Regions from separate parts of the Mus musculus genome. Here all the other regions are linked to region 2. The links are chromatin loops, found by intact Hi-C in ENCODE. Cell type or tissue: left cerebral cortex. All regions are shown on one strand. Region 1 overlaps Lpar1 (lysophosphatidic acid receptor 1). Region 2 holds the start of Lpar1 (lysophosphatidic acid receptor 1). Region 3 overlaps Lpar1 (lysophosphatidic acid receptor 1).

The links. Peaks named below come from ENCODE experiments on the same cell type or tissue, not always from the same donor. Only the 100,000 strongest peaks of a DNase experiment are listed, where the experiment ranks them.
Region 1: it touches region 2 in a loop (2.3-fold over the local background); 3 of 42 quality-filtered maps call a loop at or near these places.
Region 3: it touches region 2 in a loop (2.3-fold over the local background); 3 of 42 quality-filtered maps call a loop at or near these places.

Annotation. Positions count from the first base shown.
Region 1 is chr4:58,455,235-58,463,234 of GRCm38, reverse strand. The region is part of intron 3 of Lpar1 (lysophosphatidic acid receptor 1); the gene reads left to right. Among named protein-coding and RNA genes, the nearest start is that of Mir3095, 18 kb to the right of the region's middle. In left cerebral cortex, no CTCF peak of the experiment used is centred here; DNase peaks (open chromatin) are centred at 446 and 3,247.
Region 2 is chr4:58,548,191-58,556,190 of GRCm38, reverse strand. Lpar1 (lysophosphatidic acid receptor 1) reads left to right here and starts at 2,898. Exons shown (of 4, transcript NM_172989.1): 1 at 2,898-3,057. In left cerebral cortex, CTCF peaks have their summits at 2,942 and 4,174; DNase peaks (open chromatin) are centred at 2,658, 2,846, 3,193, 4,177 and 1 more place; H3K4me3 peaks cover 1,820 bases; H3K27ac peaks cover 742 bases.
Region 3 is chr4:58,471,861-58,479,860 of GRCm38, reverse strand. All of the region lies in intron 3 of Lpar1 (lysophosphatidic acid receptor 1), which reads left to right. Among named protein-coding and RNA genes, the nearest start is that of Mir3095, 35 kb to the right of the region's middle. In left cerebral cortex, no CTCF peak of the experiment used is centred here; DNase peaks (open chromatin) are centred at 1,985 and 3,795; H3K27ac peaks cover 3,431 bases.

The sequences.
Region 1 (8,000 bases), 93 kb after region 2:
TAGTCCGAAGTTCTTTTTTTTTTTTTCTTTCCTGCTACTCACTTCCTGAACACAGTGCCACAGGAACATGAATCATGATGCAATTGTGACCCTGCATGTGGGTCAGCAATGCAACGCTAGACTCAGGCTATGGTCTGTTAAAATAGAAGTGGATCCTTCATAGTCTATAAGTGACAGTCTGGTATTGTTCATGTAGGTGATTTATATAAAAATTATTACAAATACTTGCAGAGTATAGATGGGCATGTGTTTATACCTAAACTCATATAACAAAAGAGCTTAAAACAGCATATATATTTTATATATATATATATATATATATATATATATATATGCATCACATCATAGAAAAAAGTTGAATTAAAATTAAGCAAGAACAGAGAGCCAGAGAGATGACTCAGCGGTTGAGAGCAGTTGCTTTGTAATCATGAGAAAGGCATTCAGACCTCAGCATCCACAGAACAAGTCGGGCATCTGGTACACCCCTTACCTCCAGCTCTGAGTCAGGCAGTGCCAAGAGACCCACTGGGCCTACTGACTCTCAGCCAAGCCAAGAAAACAGTGGACTCCCAGTTCAGAGAGAGACTCTGTCTCAAAGGGATGGCTATAGACTATAGAGAAGGGTACCCACACCATTTTCTGGCTTCTGCATGTGCGCGCGCACACACACACACTAATAAATAATAATAATAATAAACTACCAAGGAAAAGGGAGGAAAGGGGAAATAAGTACAATACAGTAACAAGGGGTCACAGAGGGATCTTCCCCTGCAGTTAACACAATCTAAGCATGGCTGGTTCTAGTACCCACATTCTGGAGGAAGTTTGTCATCCGCTGCATCTCTGAGAAGGAACGACATTTGCAAATGTCACTTCTGGATGTCTCCTGGGCTATAAGAGGCGTCAGACCTGACAATAGCTTTCCAAGAGGAAGAAAGCAAGCCACATCTTTGTTTTACCTAGTTTGAAAGAATGGATTTTTGAGTTTCCCATGTGTGTTGCAATTTTCTCTCCAAGTTATGTTTTCCAAATTGTCCTTCTTGACCTGGACAGACTTTTTTCAAAAATGTATGTCTAGCTCGGTATAAAACATTTGAAGTTGCTGGAATGAGAAGGCGATGATTAGCATTCCCTGATCCTCAGGAAGCTTAAGGCACATCTGGCTCCTGAGAGGCCTTTACCTCTCTCTCAGCTACAAGGAGAGAGAAGACTCTAGGGCCAGCCAAGGGTTGCCAAGTTACAATAATGGGTGTCCCCTAGCTCTGGGCCTCATGGCTGAGTCACAGAGTCTATGTGTTGTTGGCACTTTTCTCTCAGCCCTGGTTACAAAGTACATCACACACAATGCTGTTTCTTTAAAAACTGCAGAAATGCAGAAATATGAAGATAGGTTTCCTCATTTAAAAAATAGAGAGTCCTGTTGCCTATGGCTCTCTAAGGTCTTTGTGGGTGAGCCGTGGGGGTGTATGAAAGGGGGCGAGAAAAAGAGACAGAGAGAGGGAGGGAGGGAGAGAGAGGGAGAGAGGGAAGGAGGAGAGGGGAAGAGGGAGAGAGAAAATGATGTCACTTGTAGTATCCTTTATTCTAACTCTGAAGTCTGACTTTAGATCAGAAAGCACCATTGCTGTACACAGATCGGCTTCCTTTTTATTCACTGGTTCTGTTTTATCATAATTTTAAAGTTGACTATTTGATAACTTATCAAATTACAATACTGTCAGATGCTCAAAAAAGCAGGAAAAAGTGAAAGAACGCAAGGCTGTTACACTTTTTTCAGCTAAATTTTTTGTTGCTGTTTCTTTGCCGATTGATGGGGGTTGCCGCATGTGCCATTGCGCGTGCACACAGAGGAGAACTTGCAAGAGCGGGTTCTCTGGAGACTGAACTCAGGCTGCAGGCTAAACAGCACGCACCCCAACTCAGCCCTCACATCTTGTTAAGCCCTAATTTCCTCTCTTTCCGAAGCCAGTTAGCATTTCTTTATTGATACTAGGAATGAAGATACTTTAAAGAGTTTAAACTGTTCCTATCCTTTCACTTCTTTGTACCTTTAAAATTTTGTTTTAAGAAAAACGTGCTTAAAGATGTGCGTGATTGTTTGCATATGAGCATATGGGTAGGTGTGTGTGTGTGTGTGTGTGTGTGTGTGTGTTTTATTTTGTGTGTACAGTTCACATAAGATGCTCTCAGGTCAGGTTCTGGAGGCAGTATTATAGATAAATATTTTGTGTATTTCATTTTGATACTAATATTTTCTAAAGAAGATAAAGGAAAAGCATCACCATAAACACAGTTGGAGAGTGTAGTTTTACACAGAATTTAGACTCCTTGAGTCCAGAGTCAGCATATTAGCTTGATGGCTTTCATAGTCCAGTTCAATGTAGGAGCCCTTGCCATCCCCAGGAGTGATTTGGTCCTGTTTTCTTTTTCAACTTGTAAGATTGTGTGTCCCTCAGGTTCCTGGGCAAGGCAGGTGGTTAGGCTCTGGTTTCATTGTTAAGGGTAGGATTAGCCTGAGAACCAAAACAACTCTCATTAGGAAGAAGCAAAACTAAGAACAAGACACTCCACCCCCAACTTTGGGTCTTTAAGGAAGAGAAGAAATGGAGAGAGACAGTGGTCCCTTCTTACACACTTGCCATGCAGGCGTCCATTTCTGTCCCTCTTGGTAAGACTGTCCATCTGGGGAAGAGCTAAAGCAGGATGCGGGGAGAAGCTAGCGGACATTGCTGAAGACATCCATGTAGATGGGAACAAAGTTACGTAAGAACTCGAGTCATGAGAACACACTGGGGATTGATTATCAGAGCCCTCAATCCTGGGTGTGTGGATTTCCGGGGAGCCGATGATGTCAGAGAGGCTACACCCTTTTGTAGAAATAATCAAGGGGAAGAAAGGAATGTGGAGACACCTTTTGTCCCACATCTCCCACTGAAGGTAAAAGGCACTGATACTTTTCAAGCTTGGACATGTCATGTGAGTAAATCTGGTGGTAGTGGTGGTGATGATGATGGTAGTGGTGGTGATGATGATGGTGAGCCTTCCTTTCTGTGGAGAGATGCAGCAGGGGCCAGTTAAACTGCTTAACTATTATCTCCATGTTCAGCATCCCATCTTGCTCTTCATTCTACAGGGCCATCACTTTGATCCTCCTAATCAGCCTTTTAAACGGATCCTCACCATTGCCTAAGAAAGCTGGAATCTAACATTGTCACCCTTCCAAAGCCATATTGCAATCTGTCCTTCAGTCTTCAGTTATACTATTCCACCCACTTACTCTGTGCCAGCCAAAAATGGGCTTATTATTCCTTAAACATATCTTAGGCTTGTCTCTGTTCTGAGCTTTAACACAGAGGTTTGTATATCTAAAGCCAACAATGGACACATTTATTAAGATAGCCTTCCCCAAAGAAGAGCACACCAAATGGTTAGGCAATACCAAATGGGCAGTCCCGAAAACATCTATAACATTATACAGACAAAGCAAGCTGTATTTATGTATTTAAAAATATATAGGTATATATAGATTCAAATATGTATGTACCAACAATTAATGAAAAAAGAGGCCATGAATTTGAAAGAGGACAAGGAGGTGCATATGAAGGTTTATACACACACATATGTATATGTGTATATATATATATATATATATATATATATATATATATATATATATCCTCCTGCTAATATGTTTGTGGACTTTTGACTGGAAGACATTCAGAACCAATCAGATGTCACTGTGTATGTAGACTGGTGCTGATTTTCATTTGGTAAGAAAATAGAGCTTTCTGATTTTATTGTAGGGCTGATCCTGAAGTGGTAATTAACCCCTCAGAAATCTACCCTGAATCTGTCTATGGCTCCAAAAGTCTGTATGTTCCTAATTCTGTTTTTTATTGGGTTTGTTCTTGGATAGTTTCATGCACGCACATCATGTATCCCAACTGCTCTCATTCATACCTCTGATCGCTCTCCTTTCTCTGCCCACCCCTTCCTACTAATCTCTCTTCTACACTCATATCTTTTTAATCTGTATTCCTCTGGGTTTGATCAGGCCATCTGTGTAACTGTACGGTTGAAATTATCCATTGGGACTTCATGGAATCATCAGAGGGTACATAACTGAGGATGATGGCTCCCTTAGAGTCTATCAGTGAAAAGTCATTATTTTCCATGCAGCATGATTTAATGTAATATTTCTTTAGCAATTCTTTTATATAGCTACAGATACATATGCAGATAGAATAGGATACATACATACATACATAGCAGGACTATTCAACACTTTCATTATGTAGCTATGTGCATGCAGATAGCTAGCTAGCTAGCTAGCTAGATAGATAGATAGATAGATAGATAGATAGATGGTAGGATACAAAGAGAAGGAACTTTGTAGCTGGTCTTAGCTACTTTGTGGGTTCTTCTTTATCCTACTTTTTATCCAGCCAGTTTCACCCCCTATCACTAGATAGGAGAGAAGGAAGCAGAGAGGGGTGTGACAGAGATAGAGATCCCTGAATCTAATTTCATTCTTCTTGTTTCTTCTTTGAGCTGGACGACTAACAAACCCCAACCAAACCCCATGACCAACAACCACTAATCTCTGCCTATTGGGGCTCTAGCATGTATATATCCTCTGAAAAGTTGCCAGAATTCCAAAGTCACACAATCACAGAAACCATCTGCAGCTGGCAAAAACACACCTCTGCTAGAGCATGAGGCAAATCATAGTCAGCTGCTATGAGCATTGCAAAGCAGCCCCACATCCCTACACCTGGGATTAAAATGGAAGCATGTTCTTATATTTCTGGGTTGTTTTTTTTGTTTTTTTTTTTTTTTGTTTTTTTTTTGCTTTTTAAAGAAACTGAAAATCCCAGAATTCTCACGACAGAACTCAGGACATATCAGATAAATTCTGGGTCAGAGAATATAACAGAAGATCTAGATTTAAACAGACTTTTACTCTCATGGTAGTATAATGAGTGACTTTATTTTAGTTTTAGATTCTTCGCCTTGGAGATAGCATAAACACCACATCTTCATCTTCAGATGCTTTGCTAAAGAGTAAATGACAATAGAGCCCTCAGCCAGTGTCCAGCAGCCTCTTCCCTCCCTCTCGTGCTGAAATACCTGAGATTGACCATGTGGCCTTCCCTGGTTCTCACTTGCTTTTTTCCCACTCATCCCAGCTGTCCCAAGAGGCATGATTTAGCTCCGTGTGAACCAAGAGTGAACTTTTTCATGGGGAGGAGCAGTGAATAAGGAAGGACAGAGAGTCCTGGTGACATTTAAAATGGAACTCCGAGCCCTGCTGCCCGCACACAGTGGAGCCATGAAGAAACCCGTTGTTGAGATACTCTGTCTTCACTAAGAAACTTGGGTCTGGATTTTAATAGTTGGTTCAAATTTAGATTATGCCATCTTCTGTGGTCTAATGCACAGTTGAATAGGCAAACACTGGCTCCATTATAAAATTCCAGGGCTCTCTGAATGGCCAATGTCTAAAGATGGGCTCTAGGATGAAAGGAAACGCTCCTTTATCTCTTACCCTTCTGTCTCTGGAAAGAGAAAAAAAAAAAAAACAACAACAGTGAAAAATGCAGTAGCTGGCAAAAAGTCTGCCCTGTAATAAATCTCTCCCTCTCTCTCTCCCTCTCTCTAGAGAGAGAGGGAGAGAGAGAGAGAGAGAGAGAGAGAGAGAGAGAGAGAGAGAGAGTGTGTGTATGTGTGCGTGTGTTCCTTTTCATTAAAAGGCAAGGTTTGGTTTCTCTTTTCACTGTTTGATGTTCTATCACGGAAACAGGGACCAGATAGCTACATTTATAAAGAGTAAAGGCCTGTTGGAATTTTCGGGAAGTTCTCATAATACCCAAGCTCCCAGGCTCCCAGCATGGCTCTGTGAAGGGTAGTTTTGGCCACTTTTGTGGTGAAGGGGGTCACAGTGGAGCGACTTGGCCTTCTGGGTGGCCAGATGTTGGGTGTGTGTGGAAAGCAGCTGTGTTTTCATTTCTGTTTCTATTATTAAGCATGGAAGCGCTAGGATTTGTGCCTTTGTTTCTGCACTGCTCTTGTGTTGCCTTTTCTCCCTTCTCCCGTCTCTTCCGCTCAACCTCCTCCATCACTTCCGGTTTCCTGCCCATTAGGTTTTCAGTGACCTTTCTTCCCCGTGGCTCTCCGTAAAGCACATCCCTACCCTTTCTGAGTATGATAAGCATTCATCCAGATCTCAGCTGAGAAACAGAAGAGAACGAAGACGAGGGAAAGCTGTAGGAACTCGGAGGCACATCCAAACTTTTACTCTGTCTGATTGGTGGTGCTCTGGTTCTTTCTGACCTGGAAACTAAAGCATCTTCTTAACAAAATACCTGAGACTAACAACTGAAGGGAGGAAATTTTGATTTAGATAATGATGCATTGCTGTTCCGCTCCGTATCTGGGCCAGTCATGAGGATGTCAGTTAAGATGGAAGGGTTTATTTGAAGCTTCTTGCTTCATGGTGCCCAGGAAGCAGAGAGAGGCAGGAAGCTTCTTGCATTGGGGGTGGGAATAGGGGGAGCAGGAGCAACTTTTCAAAGTCACACCCTGCTGACATGCGTTCTCCAAGCAGATCCACTTTCCACTTTCTGCCATTCCCAACAATGCCACTGTCTGATGAATCAGTCCGTGGTTAGTCTATCAGTTAGATCAGAGGCCTCTTGATCTAGGCACCTCTCAAACACTGAATCCACCAACTAGGGAACAAGTCTTCATTACCGGTGCTTTCTATGGGGACACTCCTGCAGCATGGTTCTTCCTGGTGGGTAGCTTTGCCAGCACCCCTAGAAGCTGTCCCTTAGAGCTTGCAAGGCCTTCTGGGAAGTTGTATTCATATCTTCATATCTGTTGTTTTGGTGTGTTTGTTGTTTCTTTTGCCTACAGAGAAAAAGCCCTTTTTTCACAGTGTCTAGTTAGCTGTACTGCCTAATGATTCTCCTTCCAAGAGATTAGAATGTTTTATTTAATATATTTATTTAAATGCATTTGCTCTTTCTAGTTATCCCATTATAATCTATTTATCTGTCTTTCAAAGATATGATGTTATTCATTTAACTTGGAATGTTCTGATTTAATACTTAAAAGATTACAGTCAAAACCATTATAATTCAGTTCATTTACACTTTCTCAGTAAAAGTAGCCATGTAAAAAAGTTTATTAAGAATTCCATTAGGGATTAATAATTTACTACAAAGTTCTCTAGATCAAGGTTTTAAATTATAAAAGTTAAAATATTTTATAGCTAGCTTATCATTTCAAAATATCTAGATAAGTAATTTAAGTTAATAATGATTCAGTTCCTAGTTAAAATGGAAAAAGAGTTCCAGAAGTGTGCTCTGAGGAAAAATAGCCTTCTCTGTACCAAGAAAAAATAATGAGAAATTCAGCTATGGGGTTTGGTTTAGGGTTCGTCTCTGTCATGTTTTGAGTATGCTTAGCCCAGGGAGTGACTTACAACCTTCACCCTAGCTGCCTGGAAGTCAGTCTTCTAGCTGCCTTCAGATGATGATGTAGAACTCTGAGCTCTGCCTGCATCATGCCTGGCTAGGTTCTGTCATGCTTCCACCTTGATGATGGTGGACTGAACATCTGAACCTGTAAGCCAGCCCAGTTAAATGTTGTCCTTTATAAGACTTGTATTGGTCATGGTGTCTCTTCACAGTAGTAAAACTCTTAGGAGCTGTCTCTTAGGAGACAGTCTCTATCTTCAGTAATGTAAATTCCTGATTTAAAAACCAAAGCCTTGGGGGCTGGCGAGATGGCTCAGTGGTTAAGAGCACCGAATGCTCTTCCGGAGGTCCCAAGTTCAAATCCCAGCAACCACATGGTGGCTCACAACCATCTGTAACGAAATCTGATGCCCTCTTCTGGAGTATCTGAGGACAGCTACAGTGTACTTACATATAATAAATAAATAAATCTTAAAAAAACAACAACAACAACAAAGCCTCCTATTTATACATGTG
Region 2 (8,000 bases):
TGTGTGCATATGTATATGTGTGTACATGTATGTGTGCCCTTAGGTATGTATATGTGTTCATTTGTGTATGTATGTACATATGTGTATGAGTATGTGTATATGTGTTTGAGTATGTGTATATATGTATGAGTATGTGTATATGTGTGTTCATGTTTGTATGTGTATATATGTGTGTATATGTGTTCATGTTTGTATATGTGTGTACATGTATGTGTGTATGTGTGCCCTTAGGTACGTATGTGTATATGTGTTCATTTGTGTATGTGTGTGCATATGTGTATGAGTATGTGTATATGTGTATGAGTATGTATATGTGTCTACATGTTTGTATGTGTATATGTGTGTGTGTATGTGTGTGTATGGATCAAACCCAGCAAATGCTAGACTAGCACTGATCGGCTGTGGTACATCTTTTCATCTCTAATGAACTGGTGAGCACATGGGTTTAATGAGGATGGACACTCCCACTTGAGGTTGAGAAGGACCATAGAGTAGTCAAAGTAGTTAACACATTGGGATGGAAGTAGCTACATTCCTCAAGAAGGCAAGAGATAAACCAGCCATTCAAGGTGAGTACGAGCTAAGAGAAGCTCATTTACCTTGTGCCTTTAATAGTGAGGGATGGCTAGCCATGGGAATCACTTTGTCTTTTTATTTGATTTAGAAATATTGCTATCAAGAAACCAAACAGATGGAGTGAGCAGTAGGAGGAAGAAAATTAGGCAATAGGTCTGATTATTCTGAGTTTAGTATCACTATAGGGGAAAAGTGAAAACCTTCTTCAGTGTATTCTTGTTTTCTTTAATATGTATGTATAAAACTTGATGGTTTCCTATTCATCTCAACTTCCTAATAGTTTAAGATCAACTATCATTATTTGTAATTAGGGAATGGTTTTTATATATGAGCTTATTTATTATTTTATGGATTTTGTACTGCTGGGGGTCAAGCTCAGGATCTTATACTTGCTAGGCAAGCACTGTATATACCTCAACAATACTTGCTACACAATTGTATATGTTTCTGTTTGTTGTTGAGAACAGAATTGGTGTTGGGTCTAATTTTTATATTTTAAGTAGATAACTATAAAACAAGTCATAAATTGATATAAAATGGATTTGGAAAGCAGAGTCTTTTTAAAAAGAGATTTGAATAGTTTCCCCCACAATTCTTCATCCTGTCTCAAGCTCCCCAGGGCTGAGATTGCAGGTAAAAGTCATCGTTGCTGCACAGAATGAACAAAATTCTTGAACAGAAATCTGCCTGCCTCTGCCTCCCAAGTGTGGGGATTAAAGGCGTGTGCTACCACCTCCCGGCTCAAAATTCTTAAAAGTAAACAGCTTTGGAGAATAAATAAACGACCAGCTTTACAGTTCAGTTTTGAGCACCGTGAAAAATCATGGACAGGAAATGGTCATGGTCCCATCAAGTCACAACCTGTTGAAAGCTTGGGAACTATCCAACCCCCAGTGTCTTATCTTATCAGCTCTGCCCATAGCTGCTAGGCAGCGACCTCTTTGTACGAAGCAAGGGGTTGTCCATCCACTCCCTCGCTGCCTTTCATTTTCTGTCAGCTACGGTGCCGCCAGCCAGTCCTGCTTTTCTGTGGTACTACAACCCTAGATGTCCCTCAGGCTTTTACTCCCAGGCATCTGCTTTTGATGTGTGGAGGACTCCGCTGTGGGTTGAGGCAGAAAATTCTGATGACTCAACACACCCTGGGGGCCTGGAGTGTGAAGCAGGTGGGTGAAGACCGGCTGGAGAGTCCTCTCTCTCTGTCCGCATCTACTACTGAGTGATGGTAAGGCTTCTGAGATGGAAGTCTCCAGAAAATGATTCTTAGGTCCTGCCTCCGCCTACACTTCCAGGTGTGCCTTCCCTGCCCTTAATTGCCCTATGAAAAATCTTAGTTTGCCCTTGGAAAGTTACACTCCTAGCTGAAGAGAAATTTATAATCATAGCTCTAGGGACACAAAGGCACGCTCGCTTTGATTTGCAATTGCAAAGCCAACTATTGCTTTTCTATGGCCTGAAGTACAGGGCTGTGCTGGTTGAAACTTTGTGTGCTGCCTGAAAAAGTTTAGAAACTCAACTCGGAGGAGGCCATACACCAAGTTCTCTCTCCCCCCCCCCCCTTTCTTTTCTTGTTTTCCCCAGGCTCTGTGATGGTTTCCAGGGCTTTTCAAATGAGGAGGGGACAGCAACAAAGCATGCACCATGCAGGGCGTCCACCAAAGCTCTGCAAGAGGCCTGGCGCTGGGGTGAGCACAGGAGGGGCCAGGGGTGACGGAGGTGGGTGTGTCTGCTGTGGAGGGTCAAGGGAGCGCCGCGAAGGTACTGAATGAAAAGCTTAGGCTCCCCTCACCCCCACCCCCTCCCCGACCTGCAGCAGCGCGGGAAGTTCAGTGAATGACTGGGGGAGGGGACCACAGGAGGCAGAGTCGCTGTGGGTGCCACGCAGGTAAGGAGAGCAGAGCGGCTTGGGAGGAAAGGCGCTTTGGGGTGCGGGGAGTTTCTGACTTGTGCTCTGTGGATGTGGCAGAAAGCGCCAGAAGGAGGAGAGGTAAGGAGGCTGGCACCCGTGCCTCTTCTGCTGCCTGCCTGTTCCTTGAGCCCGGGAAGTTGGAACTGGGCGGCAGTAAAGCCCCGGGAGTTGTGACTCTTGTCCTCCAGCACAGTGCTGCCCTCCGTAGGCTCCGGGTTGTGCTGGGGTGAGGCTTGGGTTGGGTTGGCCCGGCGGCTGCGTGAACTGCGGAGCTGGACCTAGCAGGTAAAGACACGGCGGCCGGGTGTCCCTTGGCGCGGCGCGGGTGGCGACCGCCCCGCCTCCCATCGGCGCGATCGGCTCGCACTGTCCCACCACCCGCCGCTTTGTAGCCGTGCGCGTGAGCGCCTGAGTGCGCGCGCCCGCGGGCCCGGAGTGGGTGGGTGTGCGCGCGTGTGTGAGGCCGCCTGCAGGAGGCGAGGCTGCCCTGGCCTCCCGCACCAGCCGGTGGAACTCAGCCCGGGAGGGAAGTCGCCGCAGCCGCCCGGGCGGCCCTCCCGACCTTTGGCCAGGTCAGTGCGCCCCAGGGTCCGTCCAAGTGACACGTAGGTGGCCTCCTGTTGCTTACCTGGATCGGGTTGGGGACGCGAGAGGGCTGGCAAGGGGCTCCCCAAGTTTATTGGTGCCGCGTCCCCGACGACTTAGATGGCTCGGGTGTCCGCGCGTCCCGCGCTCAGTTCACTGCTCACCAGAGACTTTGTCGTCCCTTGAGTTTAAGGAATTTAAACTGAAGTTTCCTTGAAGCCGCCCTAGGCTTAGTCTGTACCTGGGAAATGCAAGGCGGGGAAAAACCTGATTTTGCTTGAATGGGTTGATCGGCTGTTTGCTCCTGTAGGGAGGGAGACTTTACTGTGAATGGTTTTAAACTTTAGGCTTGTTTTTCTTTGCTGCCATTTGGTCTTTGATGTGAGGCACCCAGGGCTTGTTGCTGCTTCCAGGCTGGGGCCCTAGACTGTCTCTTTTCTCAGTCCTTTCTTCCTCGTCTCCCGTTTTCTTTCTTCCTTTCGCCTGTGTTTCTTCTTCTTCTTCTTTTTTTTTTCTTTTTAGTTGAAATCTTCGGAGCTTTCCTTCCATGTGGGTTTCCAGCGAGTACTGGCTTGTGAAAAGTTTTACTCTTAAGCTATACCCATCGTCAGAGATACCTATTGCTAACTGCAACTAGAAGAAGGTAGCTAGTTATTAAAGCGGAATCCTCTATTCGTTTCGACAGAGCTGCGTGCTTATCCTTTTGTGTAAGTGTCTTTTGCTCACCTAACATGACTATGAAGTCAGAAGTCCGGGTTTCAAAGTCTTAGAAAATGGAAGAACATAGTCTCTTTCAGATGGAATGAATACCAAGGAAGAGGAATCAACATTACGCTTAAGGCCCCGTGCACCACAGCCAGCTGCATTAAAACACAGCTGTAATAGCATCTAGTTTTTGCCCTTGGTTCCTCCAGATGCAACATCATGAATAATAATCACCAGGGCTCTAATATTTTTTAAAATTCTATTTTATTTTTCCTTTTCTTTGGTCTTGAGTGTGAATTTGAGGGAAAAAATGTAGAAAGAGAGGGAAGCAGTTTGAGGCGGAAAGGCTGAGAAGGGTGACTTGCAGAACCACATCAGAGCCTCCTTGTACACAGCGTCCCCTAGCGGTGTACCCTGAACGGGTTCTGGGCTCCTGGGCTTGGTGTCCTCATCAGGAAAATGAATGGGTAGGATGATCTTTGCTGTTTCAGCCATCTTCCCTGTAACTGGGAACTAAGGGTGGGTGATTCCTCCATGAGAGACTAGTTGAAGTTGAAGAAGGAAAATGAAGAAAAATTAGTCTTGTGGGGAAATGGGAGGGCAACAGAAAGAAGGTGGGATGAAAGAAACCCGTCAGGAGGGGGATGCTTGGAGAGAGGGACTTAAGTAGGAGTTGGCTTTCTCTAGCCTGCCTGCCTGCCTGCCTGGTTCCTTTCTTCCTTCCTTCCTTCCTTCCTTCCTTCCTTCCTTCCTTCCTTCCTTCCTCCCTCCCTCCCTCCCTCCCTCCCTCCCTCCCTGACTTCCTTTCTTTCCCCTCGAAAGAAAGCAATAATTTCTTCTCCTGCCAACCTTATTATTACAAACCTGCGAGGCTGCTTAAATCTGACATGAGGTCTAAGTGATCCTTGCGGTCTGGCCTCTACTAGGCACCACCTACCCACCCACCCTGCCCTTTGCATCTTCAGCTCAGGGGAGCTGCCACCATCCCCCAAAGCTCAGCGTCCCTGTGAATGATGGTAAAGAAATCACAGAAGAGAAAATTTAAGTGGCAGCATGTCAGAGACGTCTGTTTCTATTCAGAGTTAGTATTCTTCAGAACGTAACTTGATTTTGTTTTCCAGGTTCTGTTATAGGTGTTGGTTTTTACAGAATCTGTTGTTTGACCTAGTGGGACATCCAGGGGACGAATAAATCCTGGTTGCTGAGTCTTTGAGGACATAATAACATTCGGTCTGAAATTTGTGATTTTTTTTTTTAGGAAAAGGGATCTCTTCAGACACTTGGTGTAAAAATTTGTGCTCGGAACAGAACACACCATGCTGATTTCAGTGGGAAGTTACAAGTATTTGACTCATAATGTCTTTAGAAGTTTAGTTTAAGGTCAAGTTTTTAATGTCTGTGCTTAATGTGTGGCCACCCCCCCTCAGTCCCTTCTTCCATCCTTTCCTCTCTCCCCTCCTCCTCCTAATCTGCTCTCTTCCCTCCCTTCCTCCCCTCCCTCCTCCTTGCATCCCTATCTCTCTCTCCTTGCCTCTCTTCTCCTTCCTTTCTCTCTCCTTGCCTTCCTCTTCCATCTGCCCTTCTTTCTTTCCTTCCTTTCCCTCACATCCTCTTTTCCCTTCTTCCTTTCCTCTCTTCCTTGGTACCATCAGGCCTGCCCCTGTGAGGAGCGTTATTTACTTTGAAGGTGAGGTATAACGTCATAAAACCGACCCATAAGTCAGTCAGCATCTTACTTTCTGTCTGGTTTCTTACTTTTTGCAAAGGATGATAATTTGAAAGGCTCTATGGTGTCAGTGTTTAAATATCTCTTAGGGATGTGTTAGAGCGTTGGGAGAGAACGAGACAAATTCAGTCCAACAAGCAACCATTGAATTCTTGTTGTAACAGATACAAAGAAAATGAAGAGAAGGGTTTAGCCAACGCTGAAGTGCAGAAGGTGGGACACAGATAGCTGTGGTGTAGAGAGTGAAGAGTTTCTGTGCCACATTGCATCACTATGTGCTGCAGAGGAGTCTTGAGGACCTTGGCAGGCTGGGGGCAGAACCTGAAATCCTTACTGTGGTGTAGAGGCAAACAGCTTGGCTTAAAGATGGATGTGAACAGTGAGGACCTTTCAGAGGTGCTTGCCACGGTCCTTGGTGGTGATGGAGAAGGCCTGGGCATCACTTTAAGGAGTTATGGCTTGCCATTATTTAACCCCAAGATACCTGAAACTTCCCCACCCCCCAGTCATACCAGCTAGCAGCAGAGCAGAGGTCACATGTTTGAGGGATGGCTGAATGTGTGTTCTCTTACGTTCTGCTGTAAAAGCATGGCGAGTAAGTTGTGCAGCACCATTGCCAACTTATTTAATGTTATTATGTAAAGCTTCTAGAACAATCTGCGTGTCGTTTCTAACCCCCTTGCTCTTTCCAAATGATGGCTTCCTTTTGGGAAACTTAATTTTGTAAAAACAAGGCTCATGGGTTGCACAGGGCCTTGTGGGGCCTTTTGAGCACGTGTGTTAGAGTTACTCTGCACACAAAACGCTGTCCGTGGGGTGTTTTCATCTTCCGTTTGGGGGTAGCCTGCTGGCTAAGGCTAACTTAAACATGACTCTTCGCCACACCTGGCGGGCTTGACCCTGTTTATATTATACATAGTATCTTAATCACAGAGCAGAATATGCTAGTACAGACCAGAGAGGGTTGATATTAGTGCAGAAATAGAGTTAATGTATCTTTTAAAGGACGAGGTGGGGCTGGGGGTTGGAGGAGTAGATCTCTAAGACTCCTTTATAGAGTTTAACTTCCAATACTCCAATAGAAGTTCCTTGCTCAGTCTTGGAGTACTGATTTTATTTTATTTTTTTTCATCTCTGAAGCAGTTAGCTCCACCTGTCTCAGGGGGAATCTTGGTGGAACCCTTGGAGGACCCTCTGCTGCCCTCTGCTTTTGTGTGACTGGTGAGAATACATGAGTTTTCAGCTGCATGTCAAGCTGACTTGGCTAAAGACTTTGAATTACCCCTGAGTTTAGAGAGGCTAAAAGGACGGATCATTGAAAGAGATTTGTCAGCCTTTTATTATCTGCTGGATAAAATTTAAATGCACGGTCCTCTTAGTTGCTTTCAATTAATTTGTTTATTTACTTAAAAAAAATCTTTTGCAAGGTATGGGGACTTCAGTTTAGCATGCTTTAAAAAAAACTAGTTAATTAATTTGAAGAAGTTGAAGGCTGACGTAGTTTATTTTAGAGTTTCTCAAAAAGTCACTTTTTAGTGAGTGGTGAATTGTGTTGCAATGTCTTGGTGCTTTGTCTTGGTAAGCTAGTGCGATTTCAGTGTAGAGTTTGTTCTTCCACAAGCAGCTTGCTACACTGGGCCCAGGGAATTGTATTAATACCTGGACAATCTCTTCTGCCACCCCACCAGTGCTAAGGAAGCTCTAGCCCTGATGTTCAGGGTGATGTTCATAAAAGTCAGGGTTTCCCCTCCCCCCGCTGCTGAAAAGTGAAAGGGGACTATTTTAATGCATCCACAGATTTAGGTTATAATTTATTTTCTTTTTGTGGTACTGTTTAAAAAAGTGATATAATGACAGGGCAGACTCTTGACTTTAGTTCAGTGCTAAAACAAACATGTACGAGCCCGAGTCGGGGAGCCCGGGGTGTGCTTGTGGTAGCACAGAAATAAAGGAAAATACCTTCAAAACCAGTCTCTTCCTCTAAAGAAGAAAGCTGGTTTGGGAACATGTGGCTTTGGGTCTCTGCTTAGGTTGTAACTGTCATTTAAAGGATATCTTGTCTGGTGTGGACGTTCTGCGTGCCTGTGCCTTTAGAGATGCAAGCTTCAGAGAGGGCTGCTCCTGGCACCCATTCTCCTCAGCAAGCTTGCTACCCTCTCTTTCCATTTCTCCAGCGCTTCCTGTTTCCTGCCCTTTGTGACAGCATCTTACACTGTAGCCTAGGCTAGCCTGAACTATGAAACCCCGCCTGGCTTCTGACTCACAGCAAACCATTCCTGCCTCAACATCCCAAATGTTCAGATGAACTACTACCACACCTGAGGTTTGTTTGTTTGTTTTTTTTGTTTGTTTTTTTGGTTTTTTATTATCTAAATTTGAAACAATGGCCTAGGTTAGTGTTCTGGTTATCACCCTGCCTCCCAGTGATTCTCCTAACTCTTCAGTGAATTTCTGTTCCAGTAAAGGATAGTCCTGGCTCTTTTGAGAGAGATGGATGCC
Region 3 (8,000 bases), 76 kb after region 2:
TCTCATTGGGTAGTTTTTCCTCTGCCACAAGAAGACTACTACTACCCATCACACAAATTTCAAATATATGTATAACAGAAGTAGTGTCATTTGAGGCTTAAACTATCAGCCTCCATAAAGATCAAATACAGTTATCTTTCTCCAGAGTAAATACTAATTCTGTGGCCACGAAATGAAAGTTTTAGAACATGGAAAAACTCCAGTCAGGATGATATGTAAGGAAACTGGGTAAGGCAAGATGGGAATATGATTCTAATTTAGGGAATAGAGTGCAATAAATGAATAACAACTCCTTTTGAGAAAAGAAGCAAGCATGAGGGAGTGGATAGGCTATCCATGGGGGAACAGTAGAAAGCTCAGAATAGGAAATTCACAACCCAGAACAGTCAGGTCTTTGTCACACTGATGCCTGATGTTTCTTGTGCCATTCACTCTCCTGCTAGAAGTGGCTCTACTCCTAAGAAGGTCTGGTTATTTGGAAAACATGAGCTCATCTCATGGCAATGAGAGCTGTCATTGGCCTGAAGCTCATTTCATTATAAGTTAATCAATTGATAATCTGGACTTTGTTTTTACCATTGACCTTGGCTTTTGCACAAATGTTTTTTGATATTTGAAACTATGATCTAGGGAGATTTTGAACCTGTTGAAGGCCAGAGGGGACTGAGTGCTTTGTGGTCTCTTTTCTCTATGTAGTCATTCACGGGCTGACTGGCTCAAAGCAGGTACTCGACAACTAGACATTGAATGAATGGATGGATGGATGGATGGATGGATGGATGAATGAATGAATGAATCAACTTCCTGAGCCTTCAAGATGGAAGAGCAGAGAGCTGTAGTGAACTCAGTGTGGTATCACTTTAGTCAGCTATAAGTGAGACATACTTGCCCATACTTTTACCGTGTTCTGTAAGTTTAAAAAACAAGCCTTTTTCTTTTTTAAATTGAGATAGGGTCTCACCATGTAGCCCAGGATAGCCTTGAATTCATGGTTTTTCTGCTTCATCCTCCTGAGTATTTAAACTGAAGGCATGCCTCCTCACCACAGCTGGCTAATAGCCTGTGACCTCTAATTAGAATATGAACAACTTAGAAAATGATTAGCTACTGGGAGTGTTCAGTTAATAACTAACCAGTCATATTGTGATTTACTCTGAGCTAGAGATGACTTATCACTTATGTGGAAAAGCCTTTGTTTTTCCTGTGTAAGAAATGGTTTATGATTTTAGACATGTGCAGTGTTAATGTCCAAGCAAGCATTTGTTGGTCAACAGCTGAGTTCCTCAGCATTCAACTTAAAAAAAAAAATTAAGAAAAGGCATCTTAGAGTTTTATAATTGCAGGATTGATTGTGAGGCATGAGAGCACAGGTAGTCACTTGAAAGTGAGTACTAGGTCTTAATAAGAATTTTATTTCAAATGTGTACAGCATTACTTTCATACAAAGTGCTCAAACTACCTTGGAGGTTTATATTTAGAAATAACAACCCTACAGAACATGGGTACGATGATTGGCTTGCTGTGTTTGCTAAGAACCCTAGGTAGGTTGCCCAAAGTCACATAGGTCATGCATATAGGAGCTAGAATTCAATACAACTCATGGCTGGTGTTCCATGGTCTGTGAGTTTTTCACTTATGTGTCAAGCTATTTCTCAAGAATAAAACCAACCTGTGTCTTCTAGGAGAGTTTACAGGCTGGTGGCTTGTGTTGATTCTAAGACCCTCCCTTGATACTACCTAACCCCACCTTTGCCTTGTTTCCAGGGTCATAGAAAGCCTTGAAGGGGTGTTTCTTTTCTTTGTCCTGCTTCTAATGACCGCCAGTATTCACTTCTCTTCTATGCTTTTCCAGAGTTTAGTATTGCAGCATCCACAAACCAGCTGCTTCTCGCCGAGGGGAGTGTTTTGTTCAAGATGTGCTTGCCTCTCTGTTCCTCGCCCTAGTGTGAAGCTACAGAGTTCCTCTCTAGCTCCAGTTTCCATCTGCTTGACATTTTACCAAGAATTCCTTGAGTCGGCTCCCCGAGTGACTCAGGCAGTGGAGGCGTCCTTCCTTATTTGACCACAGGCTCTCTTCGGATATGAGTCCTTTCCTCTCCCACTCTGTTATTTGTGGTGGCACTTCTACTGAGGACCATCAACAATGATGACCAGACTTCAGAAAGGAAAGGAATCCTGGGGAAGGAGTGGTGGCATTGACATCTGACCCCTGCGAGGCATATCAAGTAAAACAAGTGTGGAGGAGCATCTCTCTTGGCAAAGAAAGATACACGTTTCCCAGGTTTGATCCATTTCAATGGCCAGTGGTCGCCAGTAAGGATAAATTACCCATTATTATCCATGGACTTTGTGCCAGAGTCAACACTCACCACCACTCTTGAGTGTTGTTTGGACCAACTATTAGGGAAAGTTTCATTTTCTTTTCAATTTTATATTGAAGTTCCTCAGTTAGTATATGGCAAGTAATTTGTGGACAGTCTTGCTGTTTGTAAGTGGTAACAGGGAATTCAAGCTGGAGGCATGGAGTCCCTGCACTTTCAACACAGGGTGCTGACTCTTGACCCTTTCAGTTTAGTTTAGTGAACTTGATGAGTGCTAATTCTGTGCTAAGGGAAGAGCAGACCACCAGGACAATCCTTTGCAGGGCCCATGTTGGAGGAGCTGTTTTCGATGGGACAAGGGCAGAGACTTTGAGTGAAGGGAGGGCAGGACTCGTAGAAGAAATGTTCTCTCACTTTTATAGATTGGTTGACTCAGATCCTCATTTTGGCCTTGATGGTCTGGGTGATGCTGGGTGATTTACATTCTCTCTGTTAATTAATGGCTCTCTACCTTTGCTTGAAGGATAAGTTGGCCAGGTTACTTTGATTTTCAAGATATCTAGGCTATTATTTCTTTTATGGACAAAATTGTAAGGCTAAGCTGGCCAACCTCTAAGACCTTTCTAGTGGAAAACTTAGAAATCAGGTCAGATCAAAAGCACAGACTGTCCTCTCTATGCACAGTGCCCACTTCTTCCGTAATTCATGTTAAGACGCTCTGTTGACTATTAAAGTCTGTGGCGCCTTTATTGAGAATCGTCTCGGAGAAAGATGTTTTGGCATTTCATTTTCCTTTGGAGACCTGGGTGGCAGGGAAGGAGGACTTCCCAGTTGGCCCTGCTGGTCAGAGAAGGGAGTAGTAGACACAGAGTCTCTTCTTCTCTGGCCACAGGTGACGGAGTTACAAATCCTCTTTCTGTGGAAGGGAATTAAAGCTACCTCATGTGTCCTTAGGGCCCAGTGGCATCCCTGTAAAGGCCTCTTTGAAGAAGAGACTGAGGGAACAGTCATGGGAGTCATGATTGTTTGACCAGTTCCTAGGTTGGCTTGGCCCTGTGCGTGGTGGCCGGGGAGACACCCTGCAGATATCCTGCTGCAACTGCCCCAGCCCCAAGCCCCAGGCTCAGGTCAAAAGAGAAAACACCTTTTAAACAGCAGCCCTGTGTTACTCCTTGTTACACATCTCCATTCAAATATTTTTATTCCAAAGAAACATTCAAACAGAAACAAAACCCCCAGACCACATGGGTCCAAGAGCTCTCTTTGAGGTGGAGGCAGAGGATCCCACTTGAAGCCCGTTCTTATTTTAGGCCAGTTAGGAGTGACTCAGGCCTGTCGGCCTGAGACACCACATAGACGCCGAGTGCTAAGGCTATTTGTCCTTACATGGAATAAAAGATACAAAGATATCTTTACTGTGGTGATTTTGACTAAGGTGGGAATTGCACTTGCCCAGGGACTGGAAGCTTATATTTGGAGTGAAATGGCACAGTTGGATGCTTGAGAAAAATGCCTTAAACTTCCTCCAGCCTCTGTTTCAGATTCAGGATTATATGAATAGATTCCTATATGTAGATACGTTCGTTGTTCAGCCTCTTACAAAGAACATTTTCTATAGGAAAGTGAGGAGTCCCCAACTAGTAAGTCTCAGCCACACCTGTCCCTCCATCCTTTTTCAGACACACCTACAGCTACTCACCCACCAAACCCACTCTTGCACACAAGGATGGTATGTCACTTTTCTGACACAGTATAAAAATACATTGTGTTTTAGCAGCTCAGTCCGATAGCAGGTTGCACATTTTATTTTGAATGTCTTTTCTTGTGATACACTTTTGCCATTACATCTCTTGTCTTTACATATTTAGTGTCCACACATAGGAAGTGGCAGTTTTGATCTGCTTCACTCCACACAGGTGAATTTAAATGGGGTTGAGTGAAAGAGACCACTTGGACAATATCAATGATTTGAAGATCATGTCTTCTATAGTAGATCTACAATAATTAAGCTGCAGTTAGCAGCCCAGAACTCAGGTAGAACTCCTTTCTTTTTCCCTTTGATAGGTAGTAAAGACCATATCTAGAGTATATGGAAAAACTGTCAGACAATATATGACTTACTGTTTTTTTGTTTTGTTTTGTTTTGTTTTGTTTTGCTTTTTGTTTTTTGTTTTGGTTTTTCAAGACAGGGTTTCTCTGTGTAGCCCTGGCTGTCCTGGAACTCACTGTGTAGACCAGACTGTCCTCGAACTCAGAAATCCGCCTGCCTCTGCCTCCCAAGTGCTAGGATTAAAGGCGTGTGCTACCACTGCCTGGCTAAAACACCATGTCCAAAGACAACTTACAGAAGAGAGAGTTTATTTTAGCTTACAGTGACAGAGGAGTAGGAGTCCTGTGGTGGCAGATCAGAAGCACAGCAGATAGTGGCAGTCATGATGGAGCAGGAGCAGGAAGCTCAAAGCTCACATCTCATCTCCAAACACAAACAGAGAAAGCAACTGGAAGAAGGCAGGGCTCTTTACTAAAGCCTACCCCCAGTGACTTACTCTTCCAGAAGGCTCCCCACTTAAACTTCCCCAAACAGTCCCTCCAACTGGGGACCAAGTTTCCAAATGCTCAACACAGTGGGAGATGTTCCCCATTCAAAGCAGATCATGAGACCTTGGGCCGTTCTCAGCTGCTCCCGATTTCACATTGTGACCACTTATTGGACCTTTAAAGTGGCTTCCATCACTATTCACCTAGGCAGGAAAGGATGAAGCCCTTCTCCTCCCTAATGCTACCTTCCAGTCTCTTTTGAGAATCACTTTGGATATTTCATGATGTTGGCCTGTAAATGAGACCTCAGACTCTGAAACCCTACCTATCTGATGGGTGCTAAAATGAAACCTACCCCTGGGGATTTGCATTGATTGTCTCAGTGCAATAGGAATGTACCTCTGCAGCCTGAGACTCAGTGTGACTTCATTGTCTACTCAAGGGACATTTGCCAGGAGGTGGTTTAATAACACAGCTCCATAGCCTGTCTGTCAGGGATATTTGTTAGGCTAAGGCCCAGGGATAAATTGTTAGCAGTATTTTATTTTTACACACAAACTGAAGGCCTTCTAGGCCTCTGTTAGGAATCAGGAATGCAAAGGCCGATGGAAACAGGACCCTTGCTCTTAAGGACTCCCATTTCAGTAGTTAGAATAATAATAAACACTATAATGTGGTAACGTGCAAGGACTGTTGGGATGTCACAGTGCACCAGAGCAATGTCTGGAAAGGCTTCAAGCTGTACATGGAGTTGAGATTTTATATCTTGTATGGGGCACACAAGCTTACCAAGTACATCCAGGTGAAGGAAATATTTCTCATATATTCTTTACATGTTGAGTTTAATAAAAATTTTAGTCATTTCCTCCAAAATATAATTATTATATCATTTGCATATGACAATTTTTATTGGGGCTATGGATCTCCATATAAATTCCTGGAGATGTAAGTGGAATCTTCTATAATGGTCAAACAATATTTTTTATTCTCATGTTACCTATATTTTATACTGTTGTAAAGTGTTTTATCTGTCTGTCAGTCTTTCCATCTTCCTAGCTTATCTACCTACCTACCTACCTATCTATCTATCTATCTATCTATCTATCTATCTATCTATCTATCTTTCTATCTATCTATTGATCTATCTATCACCATCTGTCTATCATAGATACTAAATATCTTGGCATTATATTTTGCACTACTATATTCCCTCTGTATATAATGCATATTACATTCAAGTAGATTGGTATCATCACATAGTTATGAAGTAGGTAGATATTGAATGGTTACTACTCTAGAAGGAATGAGATAGCTTTCTTTTTTAAAAGATTTTTAAGTTTTAATTTGATGCATATGAGAGTGTGGCTTCATGCTTGTGTTCATGTCATGCTCATGGCTGATGCTCATGGGAGCCGGAAGAGGGTACTGGACCAGCTGAAACTGGTATCCTCATGGGAGCCAGCAGAGGGTACTGGACCAGCTGAAACTGGTATCAGGATGGTCTCCAGCTGCCATCTGCTTCTAGGAGCTGAACCTGTGTCTTCTGCAAGAGCAGTGCTCTTAACTGCCGAGCCATCTCTCTAGCTCCTGGGATGACCTTCTACACATACAAATTAATATCCTATGGGAAATAGGAAGGGCTCTACAGTGATGTGCACATGTTTACAACCTGGAAGGTTATTACTCTGAAAACTGGACACCCACTTTGAAGCATGGTGAAACAAGTTTACTGTGGTACCTTACAGGTTGTTATGGCTGTGTGGGACTGGGGGATTTCAGAATGTCAGTCATTGGTTATTACAGCAAGAAGACTTCAGGACAGCGAGGTTTATACAAGATCTTTGGAAACTAAATGTCATTTCTGATTTTCTGTTACAGATAGGCTAAATATGTTATGAGTCTGGGATACATATGCACGCACACATGTGTGCATAAACATATTCATACACAAGTATTGTCAAAATTTAGTAATTAAAAATTATTGCATATGATGTACTTATACAAACATGTGGTTTAACCATGGGATATGTTCTGAGAAGTCTGCTGTTAGGCAGTTTCATCATTATGTAGACATAGCATGCATACCCACAAATTGAAACAGCTGTGAATATCATTATGAAGCAGTGTAATCTTGCTAGATCACCATCCTATATACAGTTTGTCCTTGTTTGAATATTGTTAATATAGTACATGGCTCTTATAATAGGCAACATTTGCTATTCATTTGTTTAAGTTCAATTAGATATCCAATTTAGTGGAATTGCATTGGGTATTTTATATAGCAACCTTGACACACATAGGAAATAACACATTTTAGATAACTTATTCTGTTGAGTATATTTTCCATAGAATCTTGGAGATAAATTTAAGCCCAGAAAGTGGTTCACTTACTGTGGTGGTTTCAATGAGAAATATACCCCATAGGTTCATATATTTAATGCTTGGTCCTGAGTTGGTAGTGCTGTCTGGGGAAATGGTGCAAACTTGCTGGAGAAGACGAAGTCACTGGGAGTGGCCTTTCAGATTTCATACCCTTACAAAATACAGAAACAGAGATACATGCATGTAGTTTGATCTTTGCTTTGAGCTTTTGTTGAAGACATGAGTTCTCAGCTTCTTGCTTCACCTGCCCTTATGAACCCTTCGTCTGCATCTATAAACAAAAATAAACTTTCTTCCGTGAGTTGCTTTGGTCATGGTATTTTATCATAGCCACAGAAAAATAACTAATATACTTATTACTATTTCTCCTTTTTATTTGATGTTTTCTGGAAATAAATAAATGATCTTTTCTAATTAAAAACTTTATGATTGCTTCTTAGAAATTAAGCATTCACCTGCTGGTAAACAAATAATTTTGCACACTTCCAGGTCAAAATGGAATTATTGTCTTCTTTTACATATTCTTTGTCCTACTATATGTAAAGAAGCATTTAAACTACATTTTTTCCCCATAAACAAAGACTTATTTTTTTACTCTTTTGAGATAGGGTCTTATGCCACAATTCAAAGTGGCTTGGAATTTGCCATGTAGTGCAGGTTGACCTTGAACTCATGACTGTCCTGCTTCTGCCTGAGAGCTGCCATGCTAAGCTAGTAAAGTTGTTTTCTTGTTTTTCTTACAACTTTGGTAGTTTCTCT